Linked DNA regions of Homo sapiens: region 1 is linked to region 2. A link is an interaction called in ENCODE POLR2A ChIA-PET data of the cell type or tissue named here. Cell type or tissue: MCF 10A. All regions are shown on one strand. Each heading gives the region's core, and the rest is flanking DNA. Links, peaks and the distances in the headings are about the cores only.

Region 1 (5,352 bases), core at 245-5,244, 150 kb after region 2:
TGATGAGTTGCAGTGATGATTCATTCTGAGAGCTTACCCAGGCTGTTTGTTTCTCTGCCATTCTGTGGCTCTAGAGGGAGCAAAGTGAAAAGTCAGACCCCCTAGTTCTGGCGAACAGTTGGTGGAGGCAGTTTCCTGAGACTGCTGTCTAGGGCTTGGGGAATGTGTCTGTCTCCCATGAATAAGGAGCCCATTAAGTGTTATTCATTTAATGTTCAGCAAATATTAATTGAATGTAGGTCTTAAATGAAACTCCTGTGTGTGTGCAACCAGTACTGCTGTCTCAGAAGTGAGGCTATAGTTAGTGCTGTTTTGGGGGCCACCTTTCCTTCTGGGCCTTTGTACTGAGCGTTTAGAGCGTAGATATGTTCACCCACTGAGAGCGGATGGTGAATGCCTGTTCCTTTAGTCTTTTTGTGATGATTTTGCTTTTTATAGGGAGGACAGAGTCTCCGCCTGGGCACCTTCTCTTAAGAACTGGCTTTGCACACAGCCGATGCAGTCCCTGGGCACTTTGAAAGCAGTGGGCAAAAGGGCAGGTAAGGGCTCAGGGTTATGAAAATTGCTTTGGGACTCCCCCTGCCTGGGGTCTCTAGAAGGGAGACTATTCTTAGGAGGTGTCTGTGCCCTGAAGGAGACTTTCTTTGCTACTTGGCCTGAAGGACTTCTTTTTGAAAAAAAGATTTGGACTAGAATCAAAATCCTGAACTGCAAAGAGATGGCCAATTAGGCCGTTGGGCTGAGTTCCAGCCAAGGAGTCGGGCTCTGCCTTTCAGTTCCCTGAACAGGCTGGAAAGAGATTCTTGGCTCATGGTCCCATGACATGGTGGGATGCAGGAAGCCAAGTTCACAATCCATACCCCTCTGCTAATGGAGAAACCATGAGTCAGCCGACCCAGCTCTCGCCTATCTTAAGAGTCCAGCGCAGACAATCGTATGGAAAGCAGGAAGAGAGGAAAAGGAAGCTGTAGAAAAATAAACATTTCCTTGCATTTTACTTGGAACAGAGCAGCGTTTCTGGCACGTTAAGATCCATAGCATCTCCTGCTCCCCCGCTCCCCGACCCCGGCTCTGTTTTCCTCCTCTTGTGTAGAAACAGATACTTTCCTTACCTGATGGGAGTCCAGGGTGCATCCTGTGGAAAAACAGGAGCAAGATATAGAAGGTAAAAGCCAGACAACCAAAGATCACGCCACAGACCAGGAAACTATAGCTGCCCTGAGCCTGGAATATCTGCCAAAGGGGAAAACACAGAGAGACAGACAATTAAAACTTCACGTGGAAGGTGTATCGGAGGAAGCAGCCTTCTCCATCCTTGGCTGGTTTTTCAGCTAAGTTGAGGCCCGTCACACCAAGAGATGGAATCACGGGGAGGAGGGAGGCCTTGGCCTTGTTTCAAGTTGATGTGTCTGGAGAAGGCCGAAGTCCTGCTCTAAGGCAGGGACTGGACCTGGTGACCCCCTGCAGTCCCTTGCAGCTCTGTGTTCTGGAACCTTCTGACGATCTCTATCATCACTGAAGCTCCAGTCATACTAGGTGTTTCTATACCCATAAGCCCTAACCAGAACTTTGCAGAGGATATATTGTTTTACTCTTTTATTATGAGAATTTAAAACATGTTAAAGTAGTATATGGAGCTCCAATGAACCCAACACTCAACTTTAGCAGTCAGCACCGGTTTCATTGGTGGCCTTGCACTTCTTTTCTGCACTAGGTTACACTAAAGCAAGTCCCAGATGTCACATCATTTCAATGAGGAGGGTATGGTGAGATGCAGCTCTTCCCCTCCCTCCAGCAGGGCAAAAGAGGAGGAAAGGAGAATGGAGTCACAATGAGGGAGATTTTGGAGGCCGGAAGATCTAGATGTGAGGTCCTCTCTGTCAGTTTCTGGAAGTGTGACTGACCTAGGGTAAGTTGCTAAATTCATCTGAGTTTCCGTGTCCTCTGTTGTAAAAAGGGGAATAATATCTACATTATAGTATTCAATAAAAAGTAGATGTTAGGTTGTTTTTTTTTTTTTCCTGGTGAATAAATGAAACATGGGTGGATTTGAATAGAACTGGAAGAGTTGGCCCTCTCGGTCAGGGCAGGAGTTGAGCAGGAAGCTGGGCCCTCTGCAGGGTGGCCAGAGGCTGTGAGAGGTGGGGTAGGGAGTGGTGGGTTCCGAAGGGATGGAAAAAGAACTCTGACTGCAGTTCCAACCCATCTCAGGCTCTGAGAGCTAAACAGCATTCCCACGGGCCCCCTCTGGCCCTGCTCCCAGACATGGCTTGTGTTTGCTTTGGACTTTTCCATGCATCCGTTTACATCTCCAGATCCCACATATGGAGGCTCAGCTCTCAGGGCTGGCTTGGAAACGGAAACAGGTAACAACGGCACAGGGGGCCCTGCTGGCTTTGCTGGAGACTCAGGAAAGGGACAGTTTGAGTTCAGAAGGTGGCTATCTGCATCTTCTCACCTGTCAGAGGAGTGCTCCCCAAATGCTCCCCTCTCCCTTACAGGTCCCCACATACCGAACCAACCAGCATCTGCAGCACCATCTCGCCAACTCCTGCCCCTGTCACCAGCACTGTGGTTGCACAGCCTAACAAAAAGAGAAGGTTTGGTTTGGTAAAAGCAAGTTAAGGAGACAGAAGCCAGCATTACAATCCAGGTTGCTGGCCAGGCACAGTGGCATATGCATTTCGGAAGGCACATCCCAGTACTTTAGGAGTCAGAAGTGGGAGGATCTCTTGAGGCCAGGAGTTCAAGACCAGTCTGGGCAATATCACAAGACTTGGTCTCTACAAAAAGTAAAATTTAAAAAAATTAACTGGGCATGGTGGTGTGCACCTGTAGTCCCAGCTACTTGGGAGGCTAAGGTAGGAGGGTCCCTCGAGCCCATGAATTGGAGGCTGCAGTGAGCCATGATCGCACCACTGCACTCCAGCCTGGGTGACAGAGTGAGACCCTGTCAAAAAACGAAAAAAAAAAAAAAAAAAAAAAAAAAACAACCTAGGTTGCTTCTGGGAAACCTCTGGAAGATGGCCTGGCAGAAAGGACTACTTTGGATTTCTCAGACATGAGCCTGTAACTTTGCTTTGGGAATGCCTAGGTCTTACTGTCATTTTGTCCTTTCCTTGTTCTGAAACCTTTAATTGCTCATCAATATCTCAGGGTAAATCCCATCTTGCTTAGCCCTGGCATTCAGCGCCATTCCCATTCTGACTGCTACCTACCTTTCCAGAAAGATTTCCTGATATCCTGAGGCTAGCCCTCTGGTGCAGGCAGACTAGTGTCTTCGCTGTCCTGGCATTGCACTGACCAGCCACACGCCCTGATGAGTCTGGCAGTGTGGTGCACACCTTCAGAGCCCAAGCTTCAGAGTCAGACTTGGGTTCCAAGCCCAGGTTGTCACCTACTGGCCATGTGACCTTAGACAAGTTCTCTAACCTCTCTAGGCCTTGGTTGCCTTCTCTGTAAGATGAGCATCACACCTCCTTCACAGACTTACCGTGTGGGTAACTCTGATGTAAGACATGCCAAGAGCCTGGCATAGGACTGGCACACAGTAAACTCAAAACCAGCCCAACTCTCTGCGCAAGCCCCTCAGCACTGCCTTCAGGATGAAGGCCAAGGACTTTCAAGTGGTTTGCAGAGCCCTTTAGACTCTGCCCCTGCTAATGGCTCAGGCTTCTCTCTCCCCCTCCACCCTCCGTAACTCTCACCTCCAGGCTTCAGCACACATCTTCACTCCCCACTGAACATTCATCCTCCTCCTCTTTTCTGGTAAACTATCATTCATCTTTTTTTTTTTTTTTTTTTTTTTTTTTTTTTTTTGAGACAGAGTCTTGCTCTGTCGCCCAGGCTGGAGTACAGTGCCTCAGCCTCCCAAGAAGCTGGGATTATAGGCATGCCCCACCACACCTGGCTAATTTTTGTATTTTTAGTAGAGATGGGGTTCCACCATGTTGGCCAGCTGGTTCCCATTGATCTTTTAGGTCCTAGTTTAGACTTCCATCAGTAATGTTCCTCTCTGGTCCCCATGCCTGGATGGGTTGCTTCTCTGTGCTGTGATATCACTCTGCACCTGCTCTCACCACACTGTCTGTTGACCAGCTAGCCCTCCCCACTAGGCTGGAAGCCCAGGAGAGGATGGCCATGCCTTGTCTTATAGATCACTGGCAAAAACCAGTGCCTGTTAGTAGCACAGCAGCTAACACATAGTAGACACTATTTTTTTTTAATAAAATGGTTGTCATCATTGTCTACTCTGGACTTCACATTCCTTCTAGCTCGTTCAGTCTCACTTATGTTCAGACTTGTCTCTGTGCCTTTGCTCTCATTCTGTTCACTGCCCCACCCTACCCAGGAAGGCCTTTCCATTTTCCTCTCTGCTTTTCTAGATTCTGGTCCAGCTCACATCCCATCCCCTCTATGAAGCTACTTTTATTTAAATCAACACTGCCCCCTCACTCCCTTCCCTGAATTCCAGCAGCACCCATCTGTCTGTTCCACTCATTTGTTTAAAAAACTGAGGACCACTGGGTTCTATGCTAACCACTGAGGATGCTCAGGTGAATACTAAGAGTTAACAAGACACTGAGTGCCTGTGAGTCAGCTTTGATGCTAAGTCAAAAGCTTTACATTTTTTCTGATGCACAAAACAATCCTAAAAGGCAGGTATTTGCATCCCCATTTTACAGATGAGAAAATTGAGGCTCAGAGAGGGGAAGGAAGTGAAACTGCACAAGGTCATAAAGCCAGTAACTCTGGAGGCAGGACTGCCAGGTGTGCTATTGCCTGCACAGCCCGTGCTCTTACCCTTGTCCCTTGGTAGGGTCATGTTGTCTAGGAGAAGCAGATAACCTAGGTACAAAAGTCTTGAGATGGGTCAAACATGAGAGACAGGGGCAACGTCAAAGGGCACAAAGGGGAGGCACACCTTTCCAGTGGGGATCAGAGGAGCTTCCTGGAGAGGGACACTTCCTGGAGTTAGGTCTGGAAGGAAGAGCAGGAAGATAAAGGGGCGAGATGGAGCAGGGAGGATGTTCCAGGCAGAGGGTTCACCACGTGCCAAAGTAGGGAGGTACAGAACAGTTTTTGTGCCATCAGGGAATAGCATGTAATTCGTGGCTAGGATGCAGGTTTGCAGGGGAAGCAGGGAGAGAGAAGTCTGGAGAGAAAGATGCCCCATAGGTAGATCTGGAGGTTGTGATCAGCTCTGTTTTCTGGTTTTTTTGGGGGAACACTTCACACATTTGCATGTCATCCTTGGACAGGGGCCATGCTCATCATCTCTGTGTTGGTCCAATTATAGTACATGTGCTGCTGAAGTAAGCACAGCCCTGTTTTACCATGTGGAGGGTGGCT
Region 2 (7,972 bases), core at 1,171-6,170:
TACCAAATAATGATGTTTACTAAAATAATAACAATTTGGCCTAATAAAAGAGCCTCCACCAAAGCCACTTGGTGATCACTCTGCCACCCAAGTTTCTGCCCTGGCATTCTGACAATAGTGGGGATGGTAATACACTTAGTCAAAACATATATGGAGCCGGGCGCGGTGGCTCACGCCTGTAATCCCAGCACTTTGGGAGGCTGAGGTGGGTGGATCACTTGAGGTCAGGAGTTCGAGACCAGCCTGGCAAACATAGTGAAACCCCGTCTCTACTAAAAATACAAAAAGCCAGGTGTGGTGGCGCATGCCTGTAATCCCAGCTACTCTGAGGCTAAGGCAGGAGAATTGCTTGAACCCGGGAGGTAGAGGCTGCAGTGAGCCAGACCAGGTGACAGGGCTAGACTCTATCTAAAAAAAAAAAAAAGGCTGGGCGTGGTGGCTCATGCCTGTAATCCCAGCACTTTGGGAGGCCGAGGCGGGTGGATCACCTGAGGTCAGGAGTTTGAGACCAGCCTGGCCAACGTAATGAAACTCCGTCTGTACTAAAAATACAAAAATTAGCCAGGCGTGGTGGCGGGCATCTGTAGTCTCAGCTACTTGGGAGGCTGAGGCAGGAGAATGGCGTGAACCTGGGAGGCGGAGTTTGCAGTGAGCAGAGATCGCACCACTGCACTCCAGCCTGGGCAACAGAGCGAGACTCCGTTTCAAAAAAAAAAAAAAAAACCGTATATGGACACTCATTAGGATGGCTATTGTAAAAAACTTACTGTTGGCAAGGACATGGGGAAATTGGAACACTTGCACATTGCTGGTAGGAGTGTAAAATGATACAGCTGATGGAGAATCCATACGGCAATTCTTCAAAAAATTAAACAGAATAGCTGTATGATCTAGCAATTCCATTTCTGGGTATATATCCAGAAAGGAAAGCAGGTACTCAAACATATTTGTACTCCCACTTGCCCAGCAACATCATTCACAATAGCCATAAGGTGGAAGCAACCCAAGTGTCCATTGATGGATGAGTGGATAAACAAAATGTGGCATATACATACAGTGGAATATTATTTGGCCTTTAAGAGAAAGGAAATTTTGACACTTGCTACAACATGGATAAACCTGGATGCCATTATGCTAAGTGAAATAAGCCAGTCACAAAAGGACAAATACTGTATGATTACACTAACATGAGATTCCTAGAGCAGTCAGGTTCATACAGACAGAAAGTAAAATGGTGGTTGCCAGCGGCTATGGGGAAGGGGGAAAGTGGGGAGTTAGTGTTTAATGGGCACAGAGTTTCAGTTTGGGAAAATGAGAAAGTTCTGGTGTTGAATCGTGGTGATGGTTGCATAACAATGTGAATGTACTTAACGCCACTTAACTGTACACTTAGAGACAGTTAAAGTGGTACATTTATGTTATGTATTTTTTTTTTAACCACAATTTAAAAAAATTGCGGGGGACGGGTGCGGTGGCTCACTCCTGTAATGCCAGCACTTTGGGAGGCCAAGGCAGGCAGATCACTTGAGGTCAAGAGTTCAAGACCAGCCTGGCCAACATGGTGAAACCCCATCTCCACAATAAAATACCAAAATTAGCTGGGCATGGTGGAGCACGCCTGTAATCCCAGCTACTTGGGAGGCTGAGGCAGGAGAATCGCTTGAACCCGGGTGGTGGAAGTTTCAGTGTGCAGAGATCGTGCCACTGCAATCCAGCCTGGGGAGCATAGTGAGTGAGACTCCGTCTCGAAAAAATAAAAATTAAAAATAAAAATAAGAGGGACAGAGGGTGGAATGACATGGAAGAGACAAAAGATATTAATTTGTTTAATGCTTCACTGGTGGACTGTGCTATTCTCTTCTTTTTGGGAAGCCAGATTTTACAAAGGGAGACTTTCAGGAGGCAGATGTGGTGTGTTTTTTGTTGTTGTTGTTTGGAAAGTGTATCTTCAATTGGTTGTTAACTGACTGCTCATTGGAGACTTCTGCCAGATGCGCCCAGATCATTAGTCCGTTTGAATCATCACGTCTTCCAGGCCCCACCCTACTCTCTGATAGGCCCCACCTTCACCGTGGGGTCCTGTTAGTCAAGATGCTCTGAGAGCGCACAGCCACCAAACAAAAATGATCGCTTTGACTGTGACAGGGATTGACGTCTATTTTCGATAGCAGACTCAGCCTTAGCCATTCACATAGGAATCCTGAGCTCTGCCTTTGAGAGTATTAGGCATCCAACAAATGCTCACGGATTTAAGTGAAATGATGTGCGTTACTTTCAGTTATATGACTTCGAAGAGTCTTTGTTTTGTTTTTCAAAGTGCAAGGGTAAATCAATAGAATTCATAGGGTCTTGAGCCAGCTCCACCCATCTCTACCCAGGGACGGAATCATCTTTTAAAACTTGGATTTAACACTTACGTAGCACTTACTGTGAGCCAGAGACTATCCTAAAGACTTTTGATAGATATATCAACTCATTTAATACTAATAAGCCTATGCAGTTAGGTACCCTTGTTTCCCATTTTACAGATGAGAAAACTGAGGCACAGAGAAGGAAAGTTATACCACCATTAAGTAGTGGACCTGGGATTCCACCTGAAATACCTTGTGGCCCCTGAGCTCATGCTCTTAGTTATTGTACACCTGACTCTTTTCTTAAAATAGTAATGCACCAGACTGGGACTTTAATGACCCTGAAGTGGATCTCAAGGTCCAGAATGGAGAATGGTAATTGGGGGTGAAGATATTCCTTGATTATGATCCTGCCTCTCTACTCCAGCAGCCTCATTTGGTCCCTGAGGGTTAATGCCGAAGCCAGGGTAAGGGGCTTGTAGGTTTAAGGTCAAATTTTTTGAACCTAAGGAATTTCCCTCCAATTCTGTAGCAGCCCCGCAGTGACGAATCTGCTGCCTCTCCCACGGGTTTTGCTATTAGAGGATTTTCAAGGTGATCAAGGCAGACGAGATGAAACACCATTAAACTAACACTGAGCAACGCTGAACCCTACATAAATCTTTTTTTCTAGTCTTTCTAAGATACGACCCCAGACGAATCTGCAACTCTGGAGTGGAAACCAGGGGGCGGGCTAAGCAGCGACCATTTTTGTTTTGCGGCCGTGCGCTCTCAGAGCATCTTGACTAACAGGACCCCCACGGTGAAGGTGGAGCCTATCAGAGAGCAGGGCGGGGCCTGGAAGACGTGATGATTCAAACGGACTAATGATCTGGGCGCATCTGGCAGAAGTCTCCAATGAGCAGGCGTGTTGGGGAGGAGCGCACAAACCCTAGTGGGTTTGGTTGCACGGCGGCTTTGGCGCATTTTCGGCTGGTTTGATTCATCCATTTTGAAGAGACGGGGGAGCGGGGGGCTCGTCTGTTCCAGGAGCCCTGAACCAAAGAGCAGCGGAGTTTGAGAAGCCAGCAGCTCGGGGTTCGGCAGCAGCGGTCCCATCGGCTGAAGTTCGGGGGGGGTGGGGCGCCGAGCGCGCGGGGTGGGGGGGGTCCTGGTCTTTGGCTTCTCGACTCGGTCCTGTTTCGACAGCGAACATGTCGCGGCCTGTCAGGTCAGTGCGGAGTCTGAGGCCTGGAGCGGGTTGGAGGGGGATGGGGGCGAGTGGTGAAAAGAGTGGGGGACAGAAGGCTAGAGTCCGCCATCCCCGGTGCCGCGCGCGGCCTCCTCCCTTTCGGGGCCCGCGCGCACCCTTGAGCGTGGGGGGCCCTGCTGGCGCGCGGGGGTGGTGGCTGCGCGCCCGTGCGCGCGCCCCTCCCCGCCCCGCGCCGCTGCAGGGCTCCGGTCTGCTCAGCTGCCTCCCCCACCCACCGCACTAGAGCGGGCGGGGTGTCCCTGAGCCGCCAGCGGCCGGAGGGGGAGGGGTGTGAAGTCAGCGCCCCCAAGAGGCCCCACCTCCTCGGGGCCGTCCCCTTGGAGCCAGCGCGGGGAGGCGGGCGGACTCGAGCTCCACTCCCCACCTTCAGCGAGGAGGGGCGGAGGCACCCGTATTGCCCCTTCCCCCAGCGACTGGCGCGGGGGTGGGGGCCCTGAGCCCTCTCTGTAGCGGACGGGGGTGTTCCTGGCAAAGGGGGAGGGGCAGCACTGCCAACCGGCCCCGCCTCTGTCCTTCGGGGTCGCTGCAGGCCCCGCCTCCCGGATCGGGCCGAGCGTGGGCGGGACCCGTTTTTTTCCCCCCGGGCAAAAGTGAGAGTTCGGGACTGGATCCTGGAAAATAATGGGCTGCTGCCTCTCTCCCCACCTCAGAGTTTTGAGAGAGTTAACCCCAAAGTTCGCTCTTTCTCTCCGACTAGAAATGTCCTTCCTCGGGGAAATGTCCGTACTCAGGGAGGTGCGGGTTAACAGCACGGCCCAAATCCCGTGTGGTTCTCGTTCCACTCTCACCCGCGTACGCGTCTCGGGATATTTTTGTAACCCTCTTGTCCCCGAGTGACTTTAGTAATAAAAGGGCTAGGTTCGGGTAACCATCAGACTTCATTCTCGGAATTTCAACAAGTTTGCTATTCCCCCAGCTGTCGGTGGAATCGTCCTATGCCATTCTCCAGGCTATTGTATGGAATGTGCCATTTATGGAGGGGTGTGGTTTAGTCCAATCTGTTGAGGCCTTAAAAAGGAGAGCTGTTGCAAATAAATATTTTTAATGTAAGGAATTGGCTTCTTTGCATAGTGTGTTTTCTAAATAAATAGATAAAGGCTTAGTTTTTAAATGTTTTAACAGTCGTTGCTTCCCCTTCATTCCAAGTTGTGTGGGAAACGGAAGTACCTTTAATTAGAGTTCTAAAGAGAGGTTTGGGACCCTGGCAAGGGTTTTGTTCTACACCGTTCTGTCTCCAGACTAGATCATCCTCCAACTGGTGGTGGTATGAGACTGCGTACTCCTACACACGGGGTGGGAATGAGGAGAAAGCTGCTGTTAGCTCTGTTTCAATCAGCATCTGTGGTAACTCACGATCTCTACTCTGAAAGTTATGCTGGCCTTTTGGCAAGGAGTCTGGATAGCTCTTTCAGAGTATAGTTTGCGTAATTTTTTTGGCATAAAACTTGACCAATGTATCCATCAACTCACGTAGAATATTTTCTTTAGGATCAGGTAAAATAATAAAATAAAGATTTATTTTACCTGGATTGGATCTTTTGTCTTCTGGAAGTAATTACTGTGTGGTCAAATTAGGTCAAATTAGGAAAAATAATTCCTCTACCTTTTAAATTTTAGTTCACTAAGTTTTGATGACTTTATTTTATTGTGGTGACGTTCTTATCTCATCTGCCTGAATTTGTTTTCCCAGATTTAGGTATTGGAACATGAACAGAACATTTTTACTGGAAAACTTGGATTTTTTATGTTACCATGTGGGGATATATATATTAAGCACATTCTATCAGTTTTTTGGAGGCATTGGGACTTCTGCACAACTTTTTTATTACTCAGTATGTTGTTTAAACTAATTTTGACCTTGTTTATTTCCCCTAATTGAAGAGTGAAGTTAATATGTTGTGGGCTGTTTTTTTTTTTCTTTGCCATTTTCAAATTATTAATTTCAGAGCAAGTTGGTTACGGAGTATATTTTAGTCATAAATTCTTTGTAATTATTTTTTAAAAGAAGTCTTTATTCATGACCAATAATAAAGCAGAAATAATTAAACTTGAGTTTGGTGGTTTGTTAAATTTTGCAATAAAAAAGTCCTGACTTAGGGAAATGATGTTGTTTCAAAGTATAATTGAAGAATCTATATTCCCTTAGTGCATTTAACATCAACGAAAAAAGTGATAGACATTGACCTGATTTCAGAATCATCAGCCTTGTTTTAAAAACAAAAAAGCACAAGTTGGAAAATATTGTCACTGTGTCGTCTTTTGGGGTATTTCTGCCCTTAGGCCTGTGTATAATTTTGCAGTTTTTCTGGTTCTCATTGTACCATAAATATCCATTTTTATTTTAATATGAACCTAAACATTTTAAGAGCATTTGGAAATGTACCTATGGCACCTTAGCATCAATTTCCAAATGAAGGGTGGTATGGTGGACCTATTGGCTACTGCATGGTTTTGCAAAGACCTGTGTCTAGCACGTTATGTTTAACTTTGTTCATACAAGATTGCTGTCTTTACCCTTTGCAGTGGCCGACTGTTAAATGAGAGCTCAAATATTTTAGGCCTTGGATTCAAATTAATAGCTTAAAATTAGCCTTGGAGCTAGGAAGAGGTTTAGGCAAACTCACTTTATTAAACCTAGTTTAATGGGGACCTGGATAAGTGAGGTGCCTTGCATCACGAACTAGCAGGTGCAAATGTTGGGCTGAGAACCTAGATTTCCCAATTCCCAATTCCCAATTCTGGTCCCCACCCGCATGATCGCTGTACCTTCTGCCCGATCAATATTAATGTTATTAGTGCTGATTAAAGAACATAGTATGTAACATTTTTAACTTTTTTAAGTGCTTTCATGAGTCAACTTTGTGAGGAAGGAAGGAAAATGCCATTACTTGTAAGAGGTGAGAAAGAAAGCTCAGATTTACTGACTTGCCCAAACTAGAAACCAGATTTCTTGAAATTCAGCTGTTACACTCTCCAGAGATCCTCCTCCCTTATTGAAAGTGATCCAGGTTGCTCAAACCAATCTTTTTGCTTCTCCTTGTAACCTAAGTGTGCTTGATACCTTTTGTTTAACACTTGAGATTGTAAGGAACCTTACCATTGAAAATTTAGATGTGAAAACATAAGCTCTTACAAGTTGTTATAGAATTTATTTTATTGTTTGTCATGTTTATAAGTAGTGTTGAGAATTAACGGCTTTCCCAGGATTCCAGTTTGCTTTCTTTTCAAAGAGAATTGTTTGGGCCATGCCTGGATTCTAAAAATATTCTCTCCCCCAAAACAATTGGTTTCAAGAAGTCCTCAGCTAAAGAGAAAAACTAGAAACTTGAAAATTCAAGGTAGTTCAAAATGTGTTACCAAATGTGCACATGAAGACACAAGTTTAATATGGTTGTAGATGAGACTGGCTCATTCTCTTATTCTCTAGTGTGTGTGTGTGTGTGTGTGTGTGTGTGTGTGTGAGAGAGAGAGAGAGAGAAGTGAGTTTATTAACCTTGGATCTATACTTTTTAAAATTACCTGTCAGTTTCCTCTAAAAAGACATAATTCCTTCAAAGACATGCCATCAAAGATACATAATTTACAATGCCTGAATAATGGGGGAGTTATTTATTTATTTGAGATGGGATTTCCCTCTTGTTGCCCAGGCGGGAGTGCAATGGTGCAATCTCGGCTCATTGCAACCTCCACCTCCCGGGTTCAAGTGATTCTCCTGCCTCAGCCTCAGAGTAGCTGGAATTACAGGTGCCCACTACCACACCCAGCTAACTTTTGTATTTTTAGTAGGGACAGGGTTTCACCATGTTGGCCAGGCTGGTCTCGAACTCTTGACCTCAGGCGATCCACCCACTTCAGCCTCCCAAAGTGCTGGGATTACAGGCGTGAACTACCGCGCCCGGCCGGAAAGTTACTTTTATAAGAAAAGTATTCACTTTTGCTCAACATACATGTAATTAATTACCTGAAAATTACAGTGTTTAAAATTTTCATTTTAAATGTTTAAAATGTTTTCATTTTCAACAAACATTGAGAAAAAATGCAGTCAGGAACTGTGCTAGAGGTTTTCACTTTGTTTTATCCTTATTACAACCCTGTAACAAGTATTTTTCTTTATCACCATGTAACATGACAAAACAAGCTTAAAGAATATGTTACAGTTACAGAGCTATGATAGCAGAGCTAAGGTTTGAGCTCAGATCTGAATACAAAACTAGCATTTTTTTTCCATGGTACTAATCTTTCTTGCCTAGTATTCAGTGTGAAGATGGTCAGGTTTTTTTTAATATCTCCTCAATGGTGAATACATTCCATACACATTGATTTTTAGCTGTTTAAAACATTTTAGGAAAAACAGCCAAAATGTTTAACT

Evidence for each region. Peaks named below come from ENCODE experiments on the same cell type or tissue, not always from the same donor. Only the 100,000 strongest peaks of a DNase experiment are listed, where the experiment ranks them.
Region 1: POLR2A ChIA-PET joins it to region 2 with 5 read pairs; 9 of 35 experiments call an interaction of 5 or more read pairs at or near these places.

The regions. Positions count from the first base shown.
Region 1 is chr1:205,595,012-205,600,363 of GRCh38, reverse strand. SLC60A1 (solute carrier family 60 member 1) reads right to left here. Exons shown (of 10, transcript NM_181644.5): 8 at 2,514-2,584; 9 at 1,113-1,233. It also overlaps the pseudogene RNU6-418P. Among named protein-coding and RNA genes, the nearest start is that of SLC60A1-AS1, 28 kb to the right of the region's middle. RefSeq lists an enhancer at 1-399. In MCF 10A, for the core only: no CTCF peak of the experiment used is centred there; no DNase peak of the experiment used is centred there.
Region 2 is chr1:205,745,546-205,753,517 of GRCh38, reverse strand. It overlaps NUCKS1 (nuclear casein kinase and cyclin dependent kinase substrate 1), which reads left to right and starts at 3,336. Exons shown (of 7, transcript NM_022731.5): 1 at 3,336-3,561. The coding sequence starts at 3,545. RefSeq lists an enhancer at 2,893-3,142 and a silencer at 3,563-4,162. In MCF 10A, for the core only: no CTCF peak of the experiment used is centred there; DNase peaks (open chromatin) are centred at 3,217, 3,967, 4,527 and 4,967.